Regions from separate parts of the Homo sapiens genome. Here regions 2, 3, 4, 5 and 6 are each linked to region 1. The links are chromatin contacts, found by Hi-C or POLR2A ChIA-PET in ENCODE. All regions are on one chromosome and are shown on one strand. The core of a region is the stretch at or near the end of the contact, and the rest is flanking DNA. Distances in the headings are between cores, read along the strand shown. Region 1 has its middle 23 kb from the start of EIF1. Region 2 holds the start of DHX58 (DExH-box helicase 58). Region 3 holds the start of KRTAP16-1 (keratin associated protein 16-1). Region 4 holds the start of KRT33A (keratin 33A). Region 5 holds the start of CNP (2'',3''-cyclic nucleotide 3'' phosphodiesterase). Region 6 holds the start of KRT33B (keratin 33B).

Region 1 (3,744 bases), core at 681-3,180:
TTTTATTAATGTATTCTTTCTGGCTTCCTGAAGGACGTCTTCACTGGGATGTTCTGCCAGGAACTTAAACCCCAGCCCTGGTCTCCCCTGCGTGGCCCCTGACTTCCCAGCTCTGCCAGTGGCACCACCATCCGCGTCGCTCATGCCTCCTCCTGTTCTCCTTCCTTCCTAATTGCTCTGAAACCTCACCCATTTGCCCCCGTTCCCCAGCTATCATGCTCTTTTCCTGGACAGACTTCTGGTCAAGCTGCTGGCTTGCTCAAAGACCTTTGTTGGCCGCGTGGCCTAAAGGGTTAAGTGAAACCTCCTACCTGGGCACTGGAGGACCTGGCCATGCTGCTCTCCCCTTCACAGTTGACCTAGACTTGGGACAAGCTGGATTCCTGAGAATCCGTGTTTCCTGCCCCTGTGCCTTTGCTCAGGCTGGTCTCTCCGCCTGGAGCGCCTTCCTTCATCTCTGTTTGCCCCAGCCCCGCCTGCCCTGTAAGGCCCAGTCTCGACACGGCTTTGCTGCAGGAGGGCTTTCTCGATGTGCTTCGGGGCAGGCTGCCTCCACCTTTTGGAACCTTTTGCACGATCTTCTATTTTGGGCGGTATCTGGCGCCGAGTTGAGTGTTGGATCATGTCATTTGAAGGCCATCCTACCGAACTGTAAGCTCTTTCAGGGCACGGGCTGCGTCTTGTCCCTTTCTATGTCCCTTGTAGCCTCAGCATGGGGCCCGGTTTCACTCAACCCAAGGGTGACCCGGCATTTCAGGTTCAATGCAGAGCGGCCTGACAGGCACACTTCCTGCAATGGCCACAGGATGGCAGCACAGACCGGGTTTCGGCACCTAGGCGCGCCTCCCGCACCCACCGCACTATTCAACGTTTCTCGACCCTAGTGGAGTACCCGGTCCCCTGGAGATGTTGTGCAGGAGGGTCCCCTCTCTAGGGCTGGGGGCTTTAGGGCTGGGGAAGAGGCACCAGGGGCAGAGCCTCTGGACCCCACCTGGAGTCCTGTAGTGAGTGCGTTTCCTCCCCTTCCCAGCGGCCCCTTTTCCAAGAGAGAACTTGCGGAGGGGGGAGGGGGTGGGGGGTGAGGAAGGAGCACTAGGGAGGGAGTCGGCGGGTTTGGGTCCTGGTTCTGTGCTGCGGTCCTGGGCAGGTGTGGTGTGTAACGGGAAAGGGCCTGTCACAAAGCGTGGCAAATGTGCTCGTGGCAGATGCCCACGAACGTTTGTCTCCCTGTCCTCTGGCCTCCACCTCCCCTGCAATTTTCCCAAAGGCAAAATGATGGGTTGGACAAACGATAGGAAATGTAGCCACGTTCGCTGCGCATGGGGCAAGGTGGGGGTGGGGGTGGGGTTTCCGGGGCACCAGATCGCTCTGCTCCCATCTCAAGGCCCCTGCTTCTGGAGGCAGGGTTAGCTCCACGTAGGCAGAGGAAACACCCCGGGTTTCTTAGGATTCTTGCTGTGTGACCTTGGGAAGTCCCCGCACGCCTCTGGCTGCAGCTGCCGCCTGTGAAAGAAGGGGCTGCACTTCCTGGATGGTGGAAGGTTGCTAAGGTAACCACAAAGTGCCCGCTCAGCAGCAGCTGCCGTCATCATCATAGTTATTATTATTAGGGTTTCGTCCTGTGCCAGCATTTGACAATTCTAACCCCACCTGGAGGCCTGCTAAGAGAGCAGGCGAGGGCTGGTGATCATTTAGGGATGCCTAAAATGTTTGCAGGGGGAGCAGGAGAGAGGAAGGACAAAGGATGTTCATGAGGGTCAAAGACCTGGGTTTGGGGCTTCTCGGGGCGAGGGGGTGCGGAGGGAGGGCCCCAGATCGCGCCTTCTCCCTTTAGGTCTGGTCCCGGGGTGGCGGCGCGCGTGCGCAGGAGGAGGCCGTGGGCCCGGCCAGCAGAGGGCGCCGCGAGCACCACGCCCGGGCTTAGCTGTGCGGGGCTCCGCCTTGCTGCGCAGTGGGCAAGCCGGTCTGGCTGCGATGGGGGAGGGCTACGCTGGGGAGCTGCGGGTAAGGGCAGCTGTCACCGTTTTCAGTTGTTGGTCGGTGTCCTGTGTGGCATTGTGGGTTTGCCTGTAACCACCACATGTTCATTCATTTAACTAGCACGATCAAGCACCCACAAGTTTCAGCCACTGCTGGGAGTAAAGAGGGGAACGAGGTGCATGCCCGGAGAACCCGCACCCACCATCCAGGTGACAGAGGTCAGCCCAGGGCTGGGGGAGCTTGGAGGAGGAGCCGCCTACCTGGAGAGAACAGGCGAGGCAGACAGAAGGCAGGAAGCACAGAGAGCCCGCTCGCAGCTTGGCAATGTGGGGAGCTGAACAGAGCAAGAACTGTTTGGGGCCATGCTCTCGAACACTGGCCCAGGGCCGGCGATGTCGAAGCCATGATGAATCCAAGGCTAAACTACAGCAGACACAACGGCTGTCCCTAAGGGGGTTATAATTGCGTGCGTGCGTGCGTGTGTGTGTGTGTGGGTGTGTGTGTGTTGGGGGGGGCGCTGGGGGTGGGAGGCTGGGGCGTGTAGGCAAATACCAGGACTGGAAAAAGTAGAGTCCTAGGATCTCGACCCTCCTAGGCCGGCGGGGGTGTCTTGCTGCCTCCCTGTGAAGGTAGATGGGCTGCATGGGGGAAGGAGGGCCAGGTATGTGAGTGGGGGAGTGGACAGAGGGGTGGGGTAGGAACCAAGGGCAGCAGGGAGTCCAGGTGGGAGCAGTTGGGACGGGGATGGAGCAGACAGTCTGGTGGGAGAGTGAGGGGTGGGGGGGACAGTGGGGAGAGGGTGGCAAAGACTGCTTGAGCCTCTGAGCCTCAGTTAACTCAGAGGAGGTTGGCATAACACAGAGGGCAGTAAGGACAGGGACAATGGGAAAAAAAAAATAAAGTGAAGACCATCTTGGTTCCATTATGAGGAGTAGAGTGCCTGGATCAAGGAGGTGATGATGGTTCCATGTGTCCTGGGTAGGTCAGAGAGCAGGACCTGAGAGCATTAGAACTGGTGGCAGCCTTTCAGGCCATCTTATCTGATTCCTTTCTTTTATATATAGGGAAACTGAGGCTCAGAGAAGGGAAGGAAAGGCTACTCCCCCCAGAACAGAGTTCAGCTCTTAATAGCACTTTTTTTTTTTTTTTTGAGATAGCATCTTGCTCTGTTGCCCTGGCTGGATTGCAGTGGCTCAGTCATGGTTCACTGCAGCCTTGACCTCCTGGGCTCAAGTGATCCTCCTGCATCAGCCTCCTGAGTAGCTGAGCCTACAGATGCATGCCACCATGACCGGCTAATTTTTAATTTTTTTGTAAAGGTGGGCGGTGGGGGCGGTCTCCCTATGTTGCCCAGGCTGGTCTCAAACTCCTAGGCTCTAGCGATCCTACAGCCTCAGTCTCCCAAAGTGCCAGGATTACAGGCTCAAGCTGCCGTGCCCCATCCTGGTGGCACATTTTAAAATGCAGAACACTGACTGATAGGATCTTTTCTGGAAAAGGTCAGCTGGGGATAAACCATGTCATTGTCACCACCTCTGTTATCACCACTGAGTACCTAATGTGTACTAAGCACTTCCCAACACTATCCCTCTTACATGTGCAGCCCTGAAGTCAGAGGAGAAAATGGAAGTTCAGAGAGGTTAAGTAAGAGACAGACAACACAGCCGGTAAGGGCTTGAGCTGGGATTCACATCCAGCGTGCCCTCCTGCCTACCCTGTGTGAGGGCCTCTGCCAGGGAACAGCCAGTGAGGCTGTTATAGGGT
Region 2 (3,744 bases), core at 722-3,221, 450 kb before region 1:
AGCCAGTGGCTCCGACTGTGGCCCTGGGAGGGGTTGTTGTTGGGGCTGGAGTTGGCCCCTCAGTCCCTTCCTTCCCTCAGATCATCAAGAAGCTGATTGAGCGCAAACAGGCCCAGATCCGCAAGGTCTACCCGGGGCTCAGCTGCTTCAAGGAGGGCGTGAGGCAGATCCCTGTGGAGAGCGTTCCTGGCATTCGTAAGCAGGGGTCTCAGTTGCAGGGTAGTGGGGGCACGATGCTTGGGGTGTGGACTGGCATTCTTAGAGACATTCTCCCACTTCCCACTTTGCAGGAGAGACAGGCTGGAAGCCATTGGGGAAGGAGAAGGGGTGAGTGTCAAAGGAGCCGGGTTGGGGGTGGGGCAGAGGGACTTGGAGCCTCAGACTTGGTGTCTCTCGCCCCAGGAAGGAGCTGAAGGACCCCGACCAGCTCTACACAACCCTCAAAAACCTGCTGGCCCAAATCAAGGTGGGGAGACCAGGTTTCCTTTCCAGGGCCCCTGCACCAATGGCTGTGGCCTCTTGATGCAGTGTGGGGTGGGTAGTGGTCTCGGGCTGGCGTGGGCGCAGCAGGGCTGTCCCCAGCCCGGCTCTTCTCTCCAGTCTCACCCCAGTGCCTGGCCCTTCATGGAGCCTGTGAAGAAGTCGGAGGCCCCTGACTACTACGAGGTCATCCGCTTCCCCATTGGTGAGGACCTTCCATTCCATCCCCTTCCCTCCTCTTCTGTCCCCACACCTGCTCCTGCCCTCACTGCGCCCTGCAGCCCCAGGGGGCCCACCCTGGTGGACAGCCCTGCCGTGGTCTTCAGCCTCTTAAAGCTGTGCTCCGTCTCCTGCTGCCCCAGACCTGAAGACCATGACTGAGCGGCTGCGAAGCCGCTACTACGTGACCCGGAAGCTCTTTGTGGCCGACCTGCAGCGGGTCATCGCCAACTGTCGCGAGTACAACCCCCCGGACAGCGAGTACTGCCGCTGTGCCAGCGCCCTGGAGAAGTTCTTCTACTTCAAGCTCAAGGAGGGAGGCCTCATTGACAAGTAGGCCCATCTTTGGGCCGCAGCCCTGACCTGGAATGTCTCCACCTCGGATTCTGATCTGATCCTTAGGGGGTGCCCTGGCCCCACGGACCCGACTCAGCTTGAGACACTCCAGCCAAGGGTCCTCCGGACCCGATCCTGCAGCTCTTTCTGGACCTTCAGGCACCCCCAAGCGTGCAGCTCTGTCCCAGCCTTCACTGTGTGTGAGAGGTCTCCTGGGTTGGGGCCCAGCCCCTCTAGAGTAGCTGGTGGCCAGGGATGAACCTTGCCCAGCCGTGGTGGCCCCCAGGCCTGGTCCCCAAGAGCTTTGGAGGCTTGGATTCCTGGGCCTGGCCCAGGTGGCTGTTTCCCTGAGGACCAGAACTGCTCATTTTAGCTTGAGTGATGGCTTCAGGGGTTGGAAGTTCAGCCCAAACTGAAGGGGGCCATGCCTTGTCCAGCACTGTTCTGTCAGTCTCCCCCAGGGGTGGGGGGTATGGGGACCATTCATTCCCTGGCATTAATCCCTTAGAGGGAATAATAAAGCTTTTTATTTCTCTGTGTGATTGTTTCTTTGGTGTAGTCCCAGCCTTAGCAGGCTCACCTTGGCCCCCAGGGACCTCTTGCAAACTGGAGGCTGCTCTCCCCAGCAAGCCTCAGGCCTGGTCCTGTGCTCCTGGGGTGATGGGTCCTACCTGCCTGCAGCCCCCCACCTCTCCCTCCTCCAGGCTGCTCCTGATCCAGATGCCAGGGCAGCAGGGGTCAGAACCTCCTGCCTTCACCTTAACCTGGGTGGATGTGGTTACAACTGACTGCAGAAGGGCCAGAGCGTAGAGGATCCTGTAGCACTGAAAGAGTGCTTCCCTGTTAGCACACGTGGTTCTTTTTCTTGGGGCAGGGATAGGAGATTCGTAAGTCGGCTCAGCTGGCTCCTCCCCTCAGTTTCAGTTTCCATTTCTGATTTCTGCTCTCTGCGCTGAGCACAGCGGCACCAGGCTGAGCTAAGCAGGGCCGCCTTGGGCAGGCCTACGTGGTGGTGCAGGCGAGACCCAGGCTGGGCAAGGCGCAGGTGTAGCCTGTGTTACTCCCACCCCCCCCCACCCCCACCTTTTGGCCACAGCAGGCTTCTGATGAGTTTTGAGGGTGTCCCCCCCCCCACCTCCCTCAAGTGGGGTGGAGTCCTGGGCAAAGGGAGGTCTCTGTACCGACTGCTCTGGCCAGGAGTTGGGATGAGTGGAGGGCCCAGTGGGTCTGAGTCCCCTGCCATTCCCAGAATGGAGCTGTGGCCCTACCAATGGGAGGTGATCATGCCTGCCAGGGCGCTGGCGCAGCAGCAGTACTTAACCGGAGTTTGTACTCACGGCAGTTGGCGATGACTGTTAGCACAAACGGTTCTTTTCTCTTGGTTCTTTTTCCTGGGGCGGGGATGGGAGATTCCTAAGTCGGCTCAGCTGGCTCCTTCCCTCAGTTTCAGTTTCCATCTTGGGTCTCTGAGCTGAGCAGAGTGGCACCAGGCTGAGTTAAGTGGGACTGCCCTGGGCAGACCTACCTACTAGAGCAGGTGAGTCCTGGGCTGGGCAGGGGGCAGGTGTAGCCTGTGTTACTCCCGCCTCCCCCTTTTGGGCAGAGCAGGGTCCTGATGGGTTCTGAGGGAGTCCTGCCCCACCTCCCTCAAGTGGGGTGGAGTCCTGGGCAAAGGGAGGTCTCTGTACTGACTGGTCTGGCCAGGAGTTGGGAGGGGTGGAGGAGTCGGTGGGTCTGAGTCCCCTGCCATTCCCAGAATGGAGCTTCGGTCCTACCAATGGGAGGTGATCATGCCTGCCCTGGAGGGCAAGAATATCATCATCTGGCTGCCCACGGGTGCCGGGAAGACCCGGGCGGCTGCTTATGTGGCCAAGCGGCACCTAGAGACTGTGGATGGAGCCAAGGTGGTTGTATTGGTCAACAGGGTGAGTGGTCTGTCCCTACCCCGCTCTCCCACCACCAAGCAGGGTCTTAGCTCTTCAGGCATCTCCCAGTCCCCACCAGAACTCCAAAGCTGCTGTGGCCATCGCTAAGCTCACCTGTCTTTCCACCCTGGCTCAGTACCCAGCCATGTCCTGCGGGTCACCTTACCGCCTCCCTACCCCTGGCCCCAGATTCAGCTCTCTTTTCCCAGCTCATTCTCCACCCCCAGGTGCACCTGGTGACCCAGCATGGTGAAGAGTTCAGGCGCATGCTGGATGGACGCTGGACCGTGACAACCCTGAGTGGGGACATGGGACCACGTGCTGGCTTTGGCCACCTGGCCCGGTGCCATGACCTGCTCATCTGCACAGCAGAGCTTCTGCAGATGGCACTGACCAGCCCCGAGGAGGAGGAGCACGTGGAGCTCACTGGTGAGGGCCATGGCCGGGAGGAAAAAGATACGCATCTGGGGTACCTCCTTTCGCCAACCCCAGGGCACCTCCTGGAGTCAAGGTGTTGGGAGTTTTAGTGGGAGTGAGGGGTTGCCTGTTCACAAAACCCCTGCAGGCACTCTAGTAGAAACAGGCCGGGCTATCGTGTAGGATCTTAGGCCAGTCCCTTCCCCAGCTGAGCCTCGGTTTACTAATCTGTGAAATGGAAAGAAGTCTTCCCTGCCTGGCTCCTCATCCTGGGACCAGCTGCAGGTTGTGAAGGGAAGAAGGAATTCTTACATCATTGTGGGGACTACTTGAAAGCTGATGGGAGGAAGGGCTTTGCAAACATAGG
Region 3 (3,744 bases), core at 548-3,047, 360 kb after region 1:
AGAGAAACTGAGTCAATGATTGCATGAATTAATAAATGAAGGGAGGGATGAATGGATGGCACAATGGATGGCAGAATGGCTCAGCTTTTCCAAGCGAGAGCCTGCCTTTTGTGTTGATGAAAACACATGGTGGAGGCAAACTAGGCCCTTCACTGAGCAAGATGTTAAGTCCTGGAATTCAGAAACCTAGGATTCATTTCTCCCTTCATCTGTCTCAAGAGTAGCAAAGACGAGTCTTTTGTTCACAAAGTCTTTGAGAGACACACCTGAGAAGTCTCTTGTTTTTACTATTTACCCTTTGGGTCTTGGAGATTTTTTTTTTTTAAAGGAACTGTCAAAATCATTAAAAGCAAGGAAGACCCTGGAGGTCTAATGAATGCTTGAGGAAGAGCAGAAAGGCTGGGTCACATGATTTCCAGGAACAGGTCAAGCCAATGTTCTATGTTCATGGGATAGCATGGAGGACAGCGGTGGGCTAAGCTGGCGATATGTGACTTTGATGAAGTCTTCTGAGAAAGGTAGGTCTAGACAGGTTGGTGAGAAGGAGGGACAGCCGCCTTAGATCAGGGACAGACTGTGTGTGATCTTTAGCAAGTGACTGAAACTTTCTGACCCTCTGCCCCCATTTCTTCATTTCTTTCTCTTTCTTTCTTTCTTTTCTTTCTTTCTTTCTTTCTTTCTTTCTTTCTTTCTTTCCTTCTTTCTTTCTTTCTTTCCTTTCTTTCTTTCTTTCTTTCTTTCTTTCTTTCTTTCTTTCTTTCTTCTTTTCTTTCTTCTTTCTTTCTTTTCTTTCTTTATTTCCTTCTTTCTTCCTTCCTTCCTTCTTTCCTTCTTTCCTTCCTTCATTCCTTCCTTCCTTCTTTCCTTCCTTCCTTCCTTTTTTTTCTTTTTCTTTTTTTGACAGAGTCTTCCTCTGTCACCCAGGCAGGAGTGCAGTGGCTTGATCTTGGCTCACTGCAACCTCCACCTCCCAGGTTCAAGTGATTCTCCTGCCTTAGCCTCCCAAGCATTTGGGATTACAGGTGTGTGCCACCATGCCTGGCTATTTTTTATATTTTTAGTGGAGATGGGTTTTTGCCATGTTGGCCAATCTGGTCTCGAACTTCTGACTTCAGGTGATCTGCCTGCCTCAGCCTCCCAAAGTGCTGGGATTACAGGCGTGAGCCATGGTTCCTGGACCATTTATTCATTTCTAATGGTGGAGAAAAATCTCTGCCTCATGAGATTGCTGGTGGTTTTAAGCAAGATCATTGCTGTAAGGTGCAGTCATTTAAAATCCAGCCCAGTTGTTCTTTTCCCAACTGAGTTCATCACCTCTCCTCTCAATTAATCTCTGTATGTCTATTGTTGAACTTATTATTGTATTGCAGTGAGTTTGTCTGCATGCTTATCTGCCCACTAGAAGGCGAGATCCAAGAGAATGGGTGAATAGGTCTTATTCCTGTGGCATCCTCTGAATCCAACCCAGGGCCCTGTATGGAAGACTAGAAGGTGGATAAATCATAAGTTTCATTCTTCTTTCCCTGTTCACAATGCTCAGAAATATAGATTATCCAGTTTGGAGGTGAGGATGCTTCTTCCAAGACTACCTGTAGCTCTGAGGATTCCAAATTTAGCACATCAATAAATAAACACCTTCTTTACGGGTAGATAAACAGCTTCCAGATCAACAAACGGTGGTATAATAAGATGTTCCTCTGCAAACTGGCCCAAACAACAATGAGGAAAAGATGCAGGAGTCCCAAACAGAACACGCCAGTGAGGGGGTATAAAAGTGAGGGCCTCAGGGAGCTGTCACAGTGAGGCAGCAACCTCTCAGCACTCAGCACAAGGAAGCACGGCCACCTCCACCATGTCTGGCAGTTGCTCTTCTAGGAAATGCTTCTCCGTGCCAGCCACCTCTCTCTGCTCCACTGAGGTGAGCTGTGGAGGCCCCATCTGCCTGCCCAGTTCCTGCCAGAGCCAGACATGGCAGCTGGTGACTTGTCAAGACAGCTGTGGATCATCCAGCTGTGGGCCACAGTGCCGTCAGCCCTCCTGTCCTGTGAGTAGCTGTGCCCAACCCCTGTGCTGTGATCCTGTCATTTGTGAGCCTTCTTGCTCCGTGAGCAGCGGCTGCCAACCCGTGTGCTGTGAGGCCACCACCTGTGAGCCTTCTTGCTCTGTGAGCAACTGCTACCAACCTGTGTGCTTCGAGGCCACCATCTGTGAGCCTTCTTGCTCAGTGAGCAACTGCTGCCAACCTGTGTGCTTTGAGGCCACCGTTTGTGAGCCTTCTTGTTCCGTGAGCAGCTGTGCTCAACCTGTGTGCTGTGAGCCTGCTATTTGTGAGCCTTCTTGCTCCGTGAGCAGCTGCTGCCAGCCTGTAGGCTCTGAAGCCACTTCCTGCCAACCAGTCCTCTGTGTGCCCACTTCCTGCCAGCCTGTCCTCTGCAAATCCAGCTGCTGCCAGCCAGTTGTCTGTGAGCCCAGCTGCTGTTCAGCTGTCTGCACCCTGCCTAGTTCCTGCCAACCTGTGGTCTGTGAGCCTTCCTGCTGTCAGCCGGTGTGCCCGACACCTACCTGCTCTGTGACCAGTAGCTGCCAGGCTGTCTGCTGTGACCCCAGCCCTTGTGAGCCAAGTTGCTCAGAGTCTAGCATCTGCCAGCCAGCTACGTGTGTGGCTCTGGTCTGTGAGCCAGTTTGCCTCCGCCCTGTCTGCTGTGTTCAGAGCTCGTGCGAGCCACCTTCTGTCCCCAGCACTTGCCAAGAGCCTTCTTGTTGTGTCTCCAGTATCTGCCAACCCATCTGCTCTGAGCCCAGCCCCTGCTCACCAGCTGTCTGTGTGTCCAGTCCATGCCAACCTACTTGCTATGTAGTCAAGCGCTGTCCTTCTGTCTGCCCTGAGCCAGTTTCCTGCCCATCTACCTCCTGCCGACCTCTTTCCTGCAGTCCAGGGTCTTCTGCATCTGCCATCTGCCGACCAACTTGTCCTAGGACTTTCTACATACCCAGTTCCAGCAAACGGCCTTGCAGTGCTACGATTTCCTACCGCCCGGTCTCCCGTCCGATCTGCCGCCCAATCTGCTCTGGACTCCTCACCTATAGGCAGCCATACATGACATCCATCTCCTACCGTCCTGCCTGCTATCGCCCATGCTACTCCATCCTGCGCCGCCCAGCCTGTGTCACTTCCTACTCTTGCCGCCCAGTCTACTTCCGCCCATCTTGCACTGAGTCTGACTCTTGCAAACGGGATTGCAAAAAATCCACTTCCAGCCAACTGGATTGTGTTGACACAACCCCCTGCAAGGTGGATGTCTCAGAAGAGGCTCCCTGCCAGCCCACTGAAGCCAAACCCATCAGCCCAACCACCCGTGAGGCCGCAGCAGCTCAGCCTGCTGCCAGCAAGCCTGCCAACTGCTAAATTGGCTTCAGCCCCCCAATTCTTGCAAGTCAAGCCACCAGCTAGAGACAAAACTGCACTGTCCTCCCCAAAGCTCATTATGACTTAGCTAGGAGCTCTTTCTTTCTGCATTGTTACTCACAATCGGCTTACCCCTCAAAGAACTCATCAGAAATGTCAGTATCCTGATCACTTAAATGAAGGCCTTCTGGACAGTGAGAGGGAGACATTCCAGGTTCTTGTCTTCTGCTACGATTAAGCTGAGAAGAGCTGCTTTGCCACATCATCTCGGGTCTCTTTCCTGCATGTAGTTTTTTCTGTCATCATGTATGTGCTCCCTTGCTATGCATGCTTGTGTT
Region 4 (3,744 bases), core at 474-2,973, 320 kb after region 1:
CTTGGCCCAGTTCTCTAACTCTCTCACTTGTACTAAACCTTATCTGTATCATCATCCCTGCCATAAATTCTAGTCTTGCATGGACTGTTGCAATAGTCTCTTTGCTGAACTCTTTGCCTCCAATCTTTCCTTCATTTTTCAAAAACAGATAAATATTTGCTAAAACATTTCCTAAAACACCTTTTGTCACACCACACTTAGGTTCAAAAGCTTATACTGGCTCTACAGCTTCTGGGGAAGTCCAAGCTGCTCCACTTCACCATCGAGACCCCCTACCATAGGGTCCCCATACAATCCCCCATAAAGCTTTAATTTCTAGCACTTCCCTTCACAACTCTCCCCTTCCTGCTGCCTAGACTTACCCTGGTCCTTCAACCATGCCTTGGGCTTTCCCACCCCATTCCTGTGTGCACATTATTCTCCTCACCTGCACTTCCTACTTTTCTCCCCTCTGCTTCTTAGAAGCCTCCCTATCCCAGCACAAATCCATTCATCCATTCCTAAGAGCCTCCAATCCTGGAGCTGCTCGCCCTCCCCAGTGTGTAAACCACTCAGTTATCACTTGTCAACTTCTGCCTCAGATTATTATTTCCTGTTCATCCCTTCATCACTCTACCCACACCCATTCAACAGTGCCTACCAGGTGCCTAGAGCTGGGGATTCAAAGACAAACTAGACCCTGCCCTTGCCTTCAGGGACCTCAAATAGAGACAGAGAGACAAGCACATAAGTCATGACAGTGTCATGCTCAAGGTAAAAAGAGAGCTTGGAGAGGAGAAAGGGACGGCCTGTCTGAAGAAGGGAAGGAAGTAAGCCATTTATATTTAAGCCAAGTGTTGTGATGAAAAGAAAAGTGATCTGCTTTGGAATCCTAGGTCCACAACTTATTATCCTCACCCTCTATGCCTTGGTGTTCTCATCTATAAAATGGGAATTATACAGTTTACCTTTAAGAGTTCTGGTGAGGAATAATGGACATCTAAGTTCTGCATGTTTGAGGATCATGTTTGTAAAAAGGATCTAGTTTGTGAAAAGTGTCCACACTACCTTGGGCTTGTGCAGTTTCTTAACAAGTAAGAACTTCTTCTGACCATAGCATTGAGTCCTATTTTCCACCCCTCCCAGTGTCTATTACATCGCCCTGGATGAAATTGTCATAGTGGATATCTATTATTTGGTTGATTGACGTCATCATGGACATGAAAAAAGCCCATCATATCAGGAAACATGGCCATCAGGAACTGTCCCAGAAAGGATCTATTCCTCTTTCTGAGAACCATGAATTTGGAATTTGGCACTTGGAAATGTGACCTAGCAAAAGACACAGGGCAAGAGCTATGCTTTTCCATTTCACCAAGGAGAGCCAGAGCTTGCCAAAGAGTTAGGGGCCTCAAGCCACAAAGCAGAACAGCAATACTGTCTCTTGACCTGCTGCACCCCACTGAAGAAGGCCAGGGCTTTCATGAGTCCAGGTCTTTGAAGTCACACCATGAAGCTCTTACATCATGACACACAGCATGGAAGAGGAGTCCCGACTTAGCGAGAAGCCCAAGTAAAGTATTTTATGAGGGGAGAGACTCTTCTGAAGAAACACAACAAATGGAGGGAAGGGCTTTTGACAATCACCAAATGAGCAAAAAAAAAAAAAAAAAAAAGGGGTTGTCTTACGTGTCCACACCCTCCATGGACGAGGTATAAATGCTCCCTGGAGGAAGGAGACCCACCGCTCTACAACCTGGAGATTTTGGACTCTGTCTTCAGCTGGACACTCCCTCCCTGCACCATGTCTTACAGTTGTGGCCTGCCCAGCCTGAGCTGCCGCACCAGCTGCTCCTCCCGGCCCTGTGTGCCCCCCAGCTGCCACGGCTGCACCCTGCCCGGGGCCTGCAACATCCCCGCCAATGTGAGCAACTGCAACTGGTTCTGTGAGGGCTCCTTCAATGGCAGTGAGAAGGAGACCATGCAGTTCCTGAACGACCGCCTGGCCAGCTACCTGGAGAAGGTGCGTCAGCTGGAGCGGGACAACGCGGAGCTGGAGAACCTCATCCGGGAGCGGTCACAGCAGCAGGAGCCCTTGGTGTGTGCCAGCTACCAGTCCTACTTCAAGACCATTGAGGAGCTCCAGCAGAAGGTGAGGAGTGGGCGACACAGTGCCTCCAGTAGGAAGTTGTCGGGAGAGAATCCGAGTTGTGATTGAGAAACAACGTAAGCTCTTGATGTGAATGAAAAGCTGAAAACTGGCCTTTCCATTTTGTTTTTTGAGGGCCCATCTAATACTAGACTTGGGACTGTTAGGTCTAAATATTTGCATAGTGTTAGTCTATGTGGAGGTAGCAGCACTTTGCATAAATGAGCTGTAATTAAAAACTACCTCTGAATGCTTCCATGCACCTGCCAAGCTCCAGAATTATTACCCTGAGGTGAGAGAAAAGGACTGAGTCCAAAGGAAGCTGGGGAAACGGAATCTTTTGTAAAGACTGGGCCATTTTCTTTCTCCCTCATCTGAGCTTTTTGCCCCTTGGACTGCTGGCTGCCTCTCTCTTCTAGGTTCCTACTTATCCTGATTTCATTGTCCTCACCTTCATGCCTCTGGGCTTCTCCTGGTGCACAGTGTCCAGTGAGAGCCTAAAATGTTTGGCCCAAATTGGGAAGATTGGAAATTACCTAGGACAAAGTAGTCCCAGTTGTCTGGGACATCTGGGAACATGTGGCTTCTTCCCTGATCCAGTCCCCTGCAATTGCTAGTTTACCTATTTGTCTTTTCTGCTTGATTGAAAGTTTCTTGAGGGCAGGATCAAGTGCTTACCAATTTTTGTATCCTCAGCTCCTAGTATCATGCCAGAAACATAGTAGGTGTTTTTCATAAATGTCAACTATTATGATCAGCTTCTCAGTATTGCTCATTAGGATAGAAAAAAGATTATCTACTTATACTTTTTGCATATTTTGGTGTTCTTTTTTTGAATATAATTTTGGAAATATTCATTGAGTACCTGCTGTATATAGAAAGCATTTAATAAGATAGACATCCTGATCCTTCCAAGGAAGTGAATTAGGAAGGACTGCCATTGGTGAAAAATTACCAAGTCCTTGCTCATTCTTGAATGTTTTGGGCCTTCTAGATCCTGTGCAGCAAGTCTGAGAATGCCAGGCTTGTGGTGCAGATCGACAATGCCAAGCTGGCCTCAGATGACTTCAGGACCAAGTGAGTGGGCAAGCGGGGTGTTGCTGTTTATTTCTCTTCTCTGGCAGCCCTCCTTTCCTTTAGCCTGTTGTCAACACAAGTTAAACAAACAGTGACTGAGCTATGTTCTAGCTGCTTTCTCCAAGATTCACAGAGCCACCACACACCGTAGCTCAGAGATCCTTTCCCCAGGCCTTAGACTTCCTTTCCTCCTTCTTCTCCTCTGTGACGTGACACCCCTAGTCGTACTGTGAGTTAGTGTAGACGTGTTGGCCCCCGATGTTCTCCTATGCACAGAACCCATTCATGAGAATGGAGAATGTGGAAGCATATTATTTTGGAAGTCTTACAGTTTGTCAGCTTTTATCCTAAATCCACTGGCTTTCTTCTTTTTTTTAGAGACAGGGCCTTGCTCTGTCACCCAGGCTGGAGGGCAGTGGTGCAATCATAGCTCAGTGTAACTTCAGATCCTCAGACTCCTGGGCTCAAGCAACCCTCTCCCCTTAGCCTCCTGAATAGCTAGGAATATAGAAGTCTATCCACTGGATCTTTAAACGTAA
Region 5 (3,744 bases), core at 504-3,003, 300 kb before region 1:
GAGCTGGGCACAGTCCAGCCGCCACGCCGTCTTGGGCTCCACCAGCACCACCTGGTACTGGTACTGGTCGGCCATTTCAAAGAGCTGCTCCAGCCGTTCCCGTTCGTGGTTGGTGTCATCAAGCACAAGAATTCTGATGTCCCGGCGGCGGCAGTAGGCAGCCAGGTCCTCATCGAGCCGCTTGTACTCCTCGGAGAAGGCTCCTCGAGCGCCGGGGGTGATCTTGTAAGCGTCAGCCGACACCATCTTGGTGCCATCACGGTACTTGTCCACGATGACCCGTGCCAGCGTGGACTTGCCGCTTCCTGGCAGGCCGCGCAAGATGAAGAGCGTCTTGCACTCTAGCAGCGTGGCCACTGTGTCCTCATCCTGAAGGAAGGGAAACTGCAGCTCAGGCTTGTCCTTGGCCCCTGAGGATGACATCTTGCGGAAGAAGATCTTGGGCAGGAATGTGTGGCTTTTTCGGGAGAAGCCTCTGTTCTGTGTAAGGAGGGGAAGAGATGTCAGCCCAGGTCATTCGCGGGCTCCCCGCCGGCCTTACCCCTAGTCCCTAGACTGGTTGTGGGTGCCTTCCCAAGCGGGGCAGTGCTGGACCTTCTTTCCCTTTCGGTCCGGGAGCACCTTTCCGCTTCTGGTCGTGGAGGAGGAAGAGGGAAGCTTGTCTGAAGCTCTCCTAAGCGTGCGCTTTCCCCATTCCTGCCACTTCGGAAAGGTAAACGTGCTGGAGGCATGCGGGGCGCGCCAGGAGCCTGCGGTTCTGGGACTGGCCTCACTCTTATATGCTTGGCACCTACTAAGGACGTCCTCTTTGGAGGTGGGGGTCTCTGTGTCTGGGCCAAGCCACAGCTGCCACGGCTGAGTGCACAGAGAAGGGGGGGAGTGGAGAAGGGTTACCCCAAGACTGCCTCCCTTCCCCCAACAATGGCCGCAACAGATAATACTCTCTTGTCTGGCATGCGGGTACAATGGTCCCACAGAAGGGCTGGTGGGGGGCAGGGCAGGAGAGCACTGGACAAAGGCCCTCTTTCACCAAGCCTGCCACCTCCTCCTCTACCCTCTCCCGGCCCCCACAAAGTCGTGGTCTTTGTGCCTGTCCAGAACAGGGCAGCACAGGGCACCTGCAATTAGGATCCAGCTCTACCCGCCGCTGTGCTGTGTGTCAGAAGCGCCTCTCGGAGCCACTTGTTTTCCTATCTTCTAGAAGCCACAAGGGACGGCAGCTTTTACCGTAAAGGGTCCCCTCCTCTGAACTGGCTCCACCTCCCGCCCGCACCCGGGCGCGGGGCAGCGGTTCCGCGTGATGAGACTGGGCCCGGGGAGGGGGCGCCGAAGCGGCTGCCCCAGCGCGGGCCTGCGTGGGGTCGGGAGCAGCTCCCGGGCTCCCGGCCCAGGCCCACCCAGGCTCCCAGAGGCGCAGCAGCTTCTGCGGTCCCGAGTTCCCTCCTGAGAAACACCACCGTTTCCCTTTACAGCGGCCTCTCCGGCACCCCAAAACCCCTCCGCTTCTCCCAGACCTCAGGGCCGCCCTGAGTACCAAGAAAACTGGAAGTCGAACCCGGAGCCCCGGGTCCTCGTTTGCAAGACGCTTCCTCCCGAGGGGCCCCGACACTCGTTTCCCGCCCTGGTGCTACCCCGTGCCCGGCCCCGCCCGGCCTCTCACCATGATGAGGAGGGGCGCCACCGTCGCCGCCTCTGCCGGCACCAGCGCTCCGGGGCCGCCCGCCTGCGCGGAGGGACACGGGAGTCCAGCGGTGGCACGACCCGAGCCCGGCCGCTTTACATAGCCCGGGGGGCGGAGCGGGCACCCGGGCGGGCTGGGGGCGGGCCGTCTCCTCTGCGCGCAGGCGCTGCGAACCAAAACCCGAAACTCTCGCCGCGCGCGGGAACCTCGGCCCGGTCCCGCCCCCTGCGCGCGCCTGCTCCCCACGCGCACCCACCCACTGCGCCTGCGAGCTGAGCGGCCACTAGCTTTTTCTGCGTGTTGAGGGGTAACTCAGTCACCCTCCCCGGTCCCGTGGATTAGCAGGAAGTGAGTGAGGCAGGGTCGTGCAAAGTCGGATCCTGTCTTTAATTTTTGATATTTTATTCATCATGGACTTTTGCATTAATTAAAAACTTTTTTTTTTACCACATTGGATTAAAATATTATCATGCAATTTGCTGGCATTCCGGTAAACTCTGCATCTGAAATGCCTCACTGGCCTCATTCGTCCAGGCCCTGTGCCAGCCGAAAGTCAGTCTCAGCCCCGACCTTTCCTTCTAGGAGCTGTGGAGACAGACCAGGATGGCAATGGCCAAAGGGACAGATGAGTAACGGAGTGAAATCCTAACATCCTCTGAGGCCAGATCCTCAGCTGCCACCTCCTCTGTGAAACCACTGAGAGCTCCGTTGGATTTTTGAGTTTCCTGTCCAAGTGCTGTGCTAAGCACTCAGTCCTCGCAGCAACCCCTGAGGCAGGTATCCCATTGTTCAGAGGAGAAGCCAGCTTGGAGAGCCTGATTTACCTGATTATGCCACCCAGAGGTGTCAGAGGCGGAGTCTGTCTGCCCTCCCGACTCCCAGGCCACTCCCCTATCTTTGGCCTCACTCCCAGCATTCGCTTGGTTCTGGCTTGCGGCATTCTCCTACCTGTGACAGCTGGGGCCGCCCCACCACTGTTCCATCCATAAAGCCTCCCCGCTGTCCTGCGCACTGGAGGGACTCAGTCAGTCACCGGTGTGTGGGAAGCACCTCTCCTCCCAGGCCTTCCCCTCTCCTCCCTGTGACTTCTTGTTCCCTGTAGCGCCCGTATCTTCACCCTCCTGAAACCCTTTCTTCTTGGCACCTTTCTCATTTCTTCCACGATGCTCTTCCAAGAATGGGCAGGGGTGAAGAGGCAAAGTGACAGACTCAGGGTTTGCAAGAGTGAAAGACACCTATTTAATGGCAAAATAGTGATGGAAAGCAGCAGAAGTAAAACCCTCATTTTTCCTATAACAGACAAATCGCTTGAAAATCCAGTTTAATAAAATCCCATGATCCCTCTGAACACCAGCTTCCTGATCCTCATCTCTACCGATGGCTTCATTCATATTCCTTTTCCATCTCATTTCCTGTTTTTTTCGTTTCTCCTATTTCTCCAAATTGTGTTTTTCCCAGTTCTTCTGGCTCTCTTCTGCCCACTTCTGAAAGTTTCTTTAGTTCTTCTGGTTCCTGTCTGCTGAATTCTCCTGAGAGTCTTTGCTCTAATTCTCCCGAAGGCCTCCTATAAATTTCTCTTGACTCTCTTCTGCCAGCTTCTAGTAGCTTCCTGCCTGTTTCTCCTGATCTTGTGCCTAATTCTCCTGACAGGCCCTTGGCAACTGCTCCCAAATCGCTTCTGGCTTTTCCTGCTTCCACACTCTGCTTTCCGCTTGCTGGGCTCTGCAGAGCTTCCCCAAAAGCCTCATCGTCCTCATCTGTCTCTTTCTCATCCTCACTATGGTCCCACTGCTTCACCACCTTCTCGGGCTCATCTCTCACTCTCCTCATGTCCTTCTCTCTTGTTATTATTCTATCTTCATACAGTGAAGCTTCTGAAAAATAAGAGAAAAGCGGGAAGAAAGATAAAAGTTTGTTCATGTCAGGCCGGGTGCGGTGGCTCACGCCTGTAATCTCAGCACTTTGGGAGGCTGAGGCAGGCAGATCCCTTGAGGCCAGGAGTTCCAGACCAGCCTGGGCGACACAGTGAGACCCTGTCTGTACTAAAAATACAAAAATTAGCC
Region 6 (3,744 bases), core at 863-3,362, 300 kb after region 1:
CACTTTGGGAGGCTGAGGCGGGTGGATCACCTGAGGTCAGGAGATTGAGACCAGCCTGCCCAACATAGTGAAACCCTGTCTCTACTAAAAATACAAAAATTAGCCAGGCACATTACAGGTGGTGCACGCCTCTAATCCCAGCTACTAGGGAGGGTGAGACAGGAGAATAGCTTGAACCTGGGAGGCGGAGGTTGCAGTGAGCTGAGATTGCACCACTGCACTGTAGCCTGGGCAATAGAGCAATAGAGTGAGACTCTGTCTCCAAAAAAAAAAAAAAAAAAAAAAAATTAGAGATTCAGGCAGGAGGGGCAGAAAGTTGTGGATTGTGATTGTAGGGGAGGATATCAGTACCTTCAATGCATTCACCCTGGAAGACCACATGTTTGCCCCAAAGCTGCTGTCCTTTATAAAAGCATATTTGAAGCTTCTCCTTGGAAATGACTTCCAGAGTCACCCAAGAAAACACACATTATTATTTTGTAGTCACAACCTGTTTCTGACCCATTAAAGATGCTATGCAGCTTGGTTATTCACCCTATGCACTAGGTGTGGTTTCAAATGACTTCTGGCTGGTTCCAAAAATAAACACACCCATAGAAGATGAAGATTGGCCTTCAATGAGGATAACCAAAAGAATGTGTCCCAAGCTGTGAAGGCAAGTTTGAAGGAAGGGTGATCTGAGGAATGGCAGGTCACCTGTAGGAAAAGAATTCTTGTATGGCAAGACTTAATATGTAGCTTCCAAAAGGAACAACTTGGAGGAGTATCTTTCAGAATTTGAGCACTGATAGATTAAACATAAAATCCTCATATTTCATAGTTCCATCTGGAATGCATGAGAGTAGAGCATCTGCTTGCCAAAATGTGCCAATGGTCATAAAATGCCACTTCATGCACATGACATAGTGGTGGATTTTCAGGGTCATATCCTTTGGAGAGCTAGGCTTGGGTATTTCTCCCTCAGATCAACCAAGGGTTTCCTTTTTTTTTTTTTTTCAAGCTTCTAGTGGGTATGAGGCATTTTCACTTAGTAAACTTCCTTCCTTCAGCATAGAAGTGACTTTTGGTTCTTTAATAAGTAAAAAACAGGCTTGTTATTTTTTGGCCCATTCTAATTTAGGATATTGTCAGCACTGATTGAGCTCAATGGAGCTCAATCTGTATTTTTTGCATTATTGCATCTCAGTACTGAAAAGATTGGAAGAGAGAGACATGTAATATGACAGAGTGTGGACATTGGAATTAGAGAGATCTGTATTTGAACCCTGGCTCCATCATGTAGGAGCTCTGTGACCTTGGGAGACCTCTCAGAGGCTTAGGGTCCTTATCTACAAACCCTTGCAGCATTTTGAGAGGACTGAAGGAGCTGGTGCATATGAGGTGCCTGGCACTGTGCCTGGTGCACAGTGGAGGCTCAGCAAGCAGGACCCATCACCAATGACAGAGTCACGCTGTGCACAGGCATGGAGCACAGTGCTTCATGCAGAGTAGGTGCTCCCAAAATTTAGGTTTCTTAATGTTCTGTGAACACTGAATACTAGTAGAAACGGAGGTGGGTGGCTTCCTGCAGCCCCATAGGAAGAGGGTAGAGTTGCCTCCATCTGCCTGGATGGAACTGCAAATGGGCCTTGAACCAATGGCCTTGTAAGTCCTTTCTCATTTCAGCTTCCAGGATTCCCTATCACATAGTCTAGTTTCTAGACGGGTTTCCTTACATGGCTTTTCTCACAGAGTCTTAATTGAATATGAACTGGATGAGACACAAGCCTTTCCTCATTTAGGAGAAAGAGGCACATATGTGCCCCCTACTCTGGGGACAGGGCCCAGCTGTCACTCTAGCTCAATGTCCCATGGATAAGCACTGCTACAGGCAAGGTTGGTCACTTTGAAGCCAAACCATGAAGCTCTTACTTAACCAATCAGCATGTTTTGTGAGGAGTCCTGACTTAGCAAGAAGCCAGAGTAAAACATTTAATGAGGTATAGGACTCAGGTGAAGTGGCTAAATAACAAATGGAAAAATCAGCAAAGGAGGTAAAAAGGAGGAATACTTGACATGGTTGCCACACCCACTGCTAACAGAATATAAAGCCCTGGAAAGGACCAAGGCTTATCCCAGGGAAAAGGAATCAGGTTTTGAAACTGACTTCCAGAGCTCCACTGCCTCCCTGCACCATGCCCTACAACTTCTGCCTGCCCAGCCTGAGCTGCCGCACCAGCTGCTCCTCCCGGCCCTGTGTGCCCCCCAGCTGCCACGGCTACACCCTGCCCGGGGCCTGCAACATCCCTGCCAATGTGAGCAACTGCAACTGGTTCTGCGAGGGCTCCTTCAATGGCAGCGAGAAGGAGACTATGCAGTTCCTGAACGACCGCCTGGCCAGCTACCTGGAGAAGGTGCGTCAGCTGGAGCGGGACAACGCGGAGCTGGAGAACCTCATCCGGGAGCGGTCTCAGCAGCAGGAGCCCTTGCTGTGCCCCAGCTACCAGTCCTACTTCAAGACCATTGAGGAGCTCCAGCAGAAGGTGAGGAGGTGGGCACCACACTGCCAGCTTAATGAACTACTTATCTATATTTGACATACTAAACTGTGAATGGATCTAAGTCTGTTCACAGTAATGCTGAGAATGATAAAGACATAGATTCACTGGCTTAGGTATGACATCAAGTAGTCTTAGAAAATCTGTTGTAGAGCCACAAAGGAAGGATGCAGGCTGGTGTTAGAGTGAAGCATTAGACCAAAATCAGTCATAGCAATCTTATATGGCGTCTTACTCCAAACCAGAATATCTGATTTTTTGGTTTGATTATGATACCCTGGTTTTGTTTTCAGAGCATTACCGCATTTTCAAAAAGTATGCACCTGAATTATTTTCTATGCTAAGAATTTCCTAAGTAAATCTTCAAATATTTAAAGCCTTTCAAAGCTGTAGCAAAATATAGCATTTATGGCAACACAAGAGAGCTGTTGACTCCAGCAATATCTACAGACACATGGACCATCCTCTAGAGCAGCCATGTGTACAGATGACAATATGGGGCCATCTGTTCTGGAAGAGAAGTAGATATAAGTAAAGAGTCCACAGAGAATTGGGACTGAATACCTGGTGTAGGTTTGGGAGGGATCCCAGAAGAGGCAATGTCTGAGTGGGGTTTGAAGGATGAGTGGGAGTTTATATCCAATTGTACAAGCCCTTGATTCTGGGAGGGAATTGACTGCCCACTGTTCTGTAGATCTGGAAAATTAGATGCCAGAAAGGGGTTGTGCTATTTGAATATCATTCATTTATTTACCCAGAGTTGGAGAGTGTTAGGCACAGTGCTGGGGTGGGGGATAATGTACTGAGTAAGACAGTCTCCTTCCTTCAGGAGCTCACAGTCTAACAGGGGAGATAGATGTGGAAACAAAATGATCACACAAAGGTCATAAGAAGTGTTATTGATTAAGTATGTGGGTTACACAAGGGGTCTTGCTAGTGGGTGAGGGCATTCTGGGTACAGCAAGAAGCTTTTTGCAAAGGCATGAACAAGGGCAATATGAGGGGAGAGTGGAGAGAAGTTAGCAGGTGGAATGTGTTGGATAACCAAGTTGTTCTGGCTTGCCTGGGATTTTTCCCATTTTAGCATCCCAGAAACCCCTCAGTCCTAAGTTAACTGGGATGGTTGGTCACCCAACCGAAGGGTTGGATACCCAGTAACCTAATTATTGCAGGAAGCCAGAAGCAGATAAGAATAGAATTCATGATG

What was found. Hi-C counts contacts between places; a loop is a spot of excess contacts on that map. ChIA-PET counts read pairs that join two places held with the same protein, here RNA polymerase II (POLR2A). Pooled maps may share reads with other maps.
Region 2: a loop to region 1 is called in a pooled map, with 3 times the contacts of the local background. The contact joins the promoter of DHX58 here to the enhancer-like site in region 1. A Hi-C loop is called at or near these places in 1 of 50 pooled maps. POLR2A ChIA-PET finds 5 or more read pairs at or near these places in 5 of 52 experiments (A549, GM12878, MCF 10A and 2 more).
Region 3: a pooled map shows a loop between it and region 1 (5-fold over the local background). The contact joins the promoter of KRTAP16-1 here to the enhancer-like site in region 1. A Hi-C loop is called at or near these places in 5 of 50 pooled maps. POLR2A ChIA-PET finds 5 or more read pairs at or near these places in 5 of 52 experiments (CD4-positive, alpha-beta T cell, PC-9, WTC11 and 2 more).
Region 4: a loop to region 1 is called in a map with no recorded cell type, with 2.4 times the contacts of the local background. The contact joins the promoter of KRT33A here to the enhancer-like site in region 1. A Hi-C loop is called at or near these places in 4 of 168 maps with a recorded cell type or tissue (CD8-positive, alpha-beta T cell, IMR-90 and naive thymus-derived CD4-positive, alpha-beta T cell), 18 of 37 single-sample maps with no recorded cell type and 13 of 50 pooled maps. POLR2A ChIA-PET finds 5 or more read pairs at or near these places in 1 of 52 experiments (activated CD4-positive, alpha-beta T cell).
Region 5: a loop to region 1 is called in a pooled map, with 4 times the contacts of the local background. The contact joins the promoter of CNP here to the enhancer-like site in region 1. A Hi-C loop is called at or near these places in 2 of 50 pooled maps. POLR2A ChIA-PET finds 5 or more read pairs at or near these places in 2 of 52 experiments (activated CD4-positive, alpha-beta T cell and activated CD4-positive, alpha-beta memory T cell).
Region 6: a map of Panc1 shows a loop between it and region 1 (3-fold over the local background). The contact joins the promoter of KRT33B here to the enhancer-like site in region 1. A Hi-C loop is called at or near these places in 1 of 168 maps with a recorded cell type or tissue (Panc1). POLR2A ChIA-PET finds 5 or more read pairs at or near these places in 2 of 52 experiments (A549 and H1).

Annotation. Positions count from the first base shown.
Region 1 is chr17:41,664,222-41,667,965 of GRCh38, reverse strand. No RefSeq gene overlaps it. Among named protein-coding and RNA genes, the nearest start is that of EIF1, 23 kb to the left of the region's middle. RefSeq lists enhancers at 476-705, 1,576-1,705, 2,126-2,215, 1,736-2,253, 2,254-2,773 and a silencer at 1,766-2,005. Within about 2 kb of position 1,930, at least 39 of the 41 ENCODE cell types and tissues checked have a DNase peak (open chromatin) inside an H3K27ac peak, as active enhancers do; they include CD4-positive, alpha-beta T cell, CD8-positive, alpha-beta T cell, GM12878 and 3 more, where a contact is called at or near this core.
Region 2 is chr17:42,110,941-42,114,684 of GRCh38, reverse strand. DHX58 (DExH-box helicase 58) reads left to right here and starts at 1,971. Exons shown (of 14, transcript NM_024119.3): 1 at 1,971-2,080; 2 at 2,480-2,572; 3 at 2,792-2,960; 4 at 3,188-3,389. The coding sequence starts at 2,793. It overlaps KAT2A (lysine acetyltransferase 2A), which reads left to right. Exons shown (of 18, transcript NM_021078.3): 14 at 81-195; 15 at 291-327; 16 at 403-466; 17 at 601-685; 18 at 843-1,574. The coding sequence ends at 1,036. RefSeq lists enhancers at 1,604-2,123, 2,364-2,463.
Region 3 is chr17:41,307,362-41,311,105 of GRCh38, reverse strand. KRTAP16-1 (keratin associated protein 16-1) reads left to right here and starts at 1,797. Exons shown (of 1, transcript NM_001146182.2): 1 at 1,797-3,406. The coding sequence starts at 1,853. The coding sequence ends at 3,406.
Region 4 is chr17:41,348,807-41,352,550 of GRCh38, reverse strand. KRT33A (keratin 33A) reads left to right here and starts at 1,723. Exons shown (of 7, transcript NM_004138.4): 1 at 1,723-2,131; 2 at 3,123-3,205. The coding sequence starts at 1,784. LOC105371778 (a long non-coding RNA gene) reads right to left here and starts at 1,054. Exons shown (of 2, transcript XR_001753056.1): 1 at 948-1,054; 2 at 1-129.
Region 5 is chr17:41,964,804-41,968,547 of GRCh38, reverse strand. CNP (2'',3''-cyclic nucleotide 3'' phosphodiesterase) reads right to left here and starts at 1,753. Exons shown (of 4, transcript NM_033133.5): 1 at 1,661-1,753; 2 at 1-480. The coding sequence starts at 1,663. ODAD4 (outer dynein arm docking complex subunit 4) reads right to left here. Exons shown (of 12, transcript NM_031421.5): 12 at 2,045-3,555. The coding sequence ends at 3,065. RefSeq lists enhancers at 1-163, 164-721, 722-1,279, 2,381-2,480 and silencers at 1,251-1,440, 1,571-2,010.
Region 6 is chr17:41,368,181-41,371,924 of GRCh38, reverse strand. It overlaps KRT33B (keratin 33B), which reads left to right and starts at 2,112. Exons shown (of 7, transcript NM_002279.5): 1 at 2,112-2,522. The coding sequence starts at 2,175.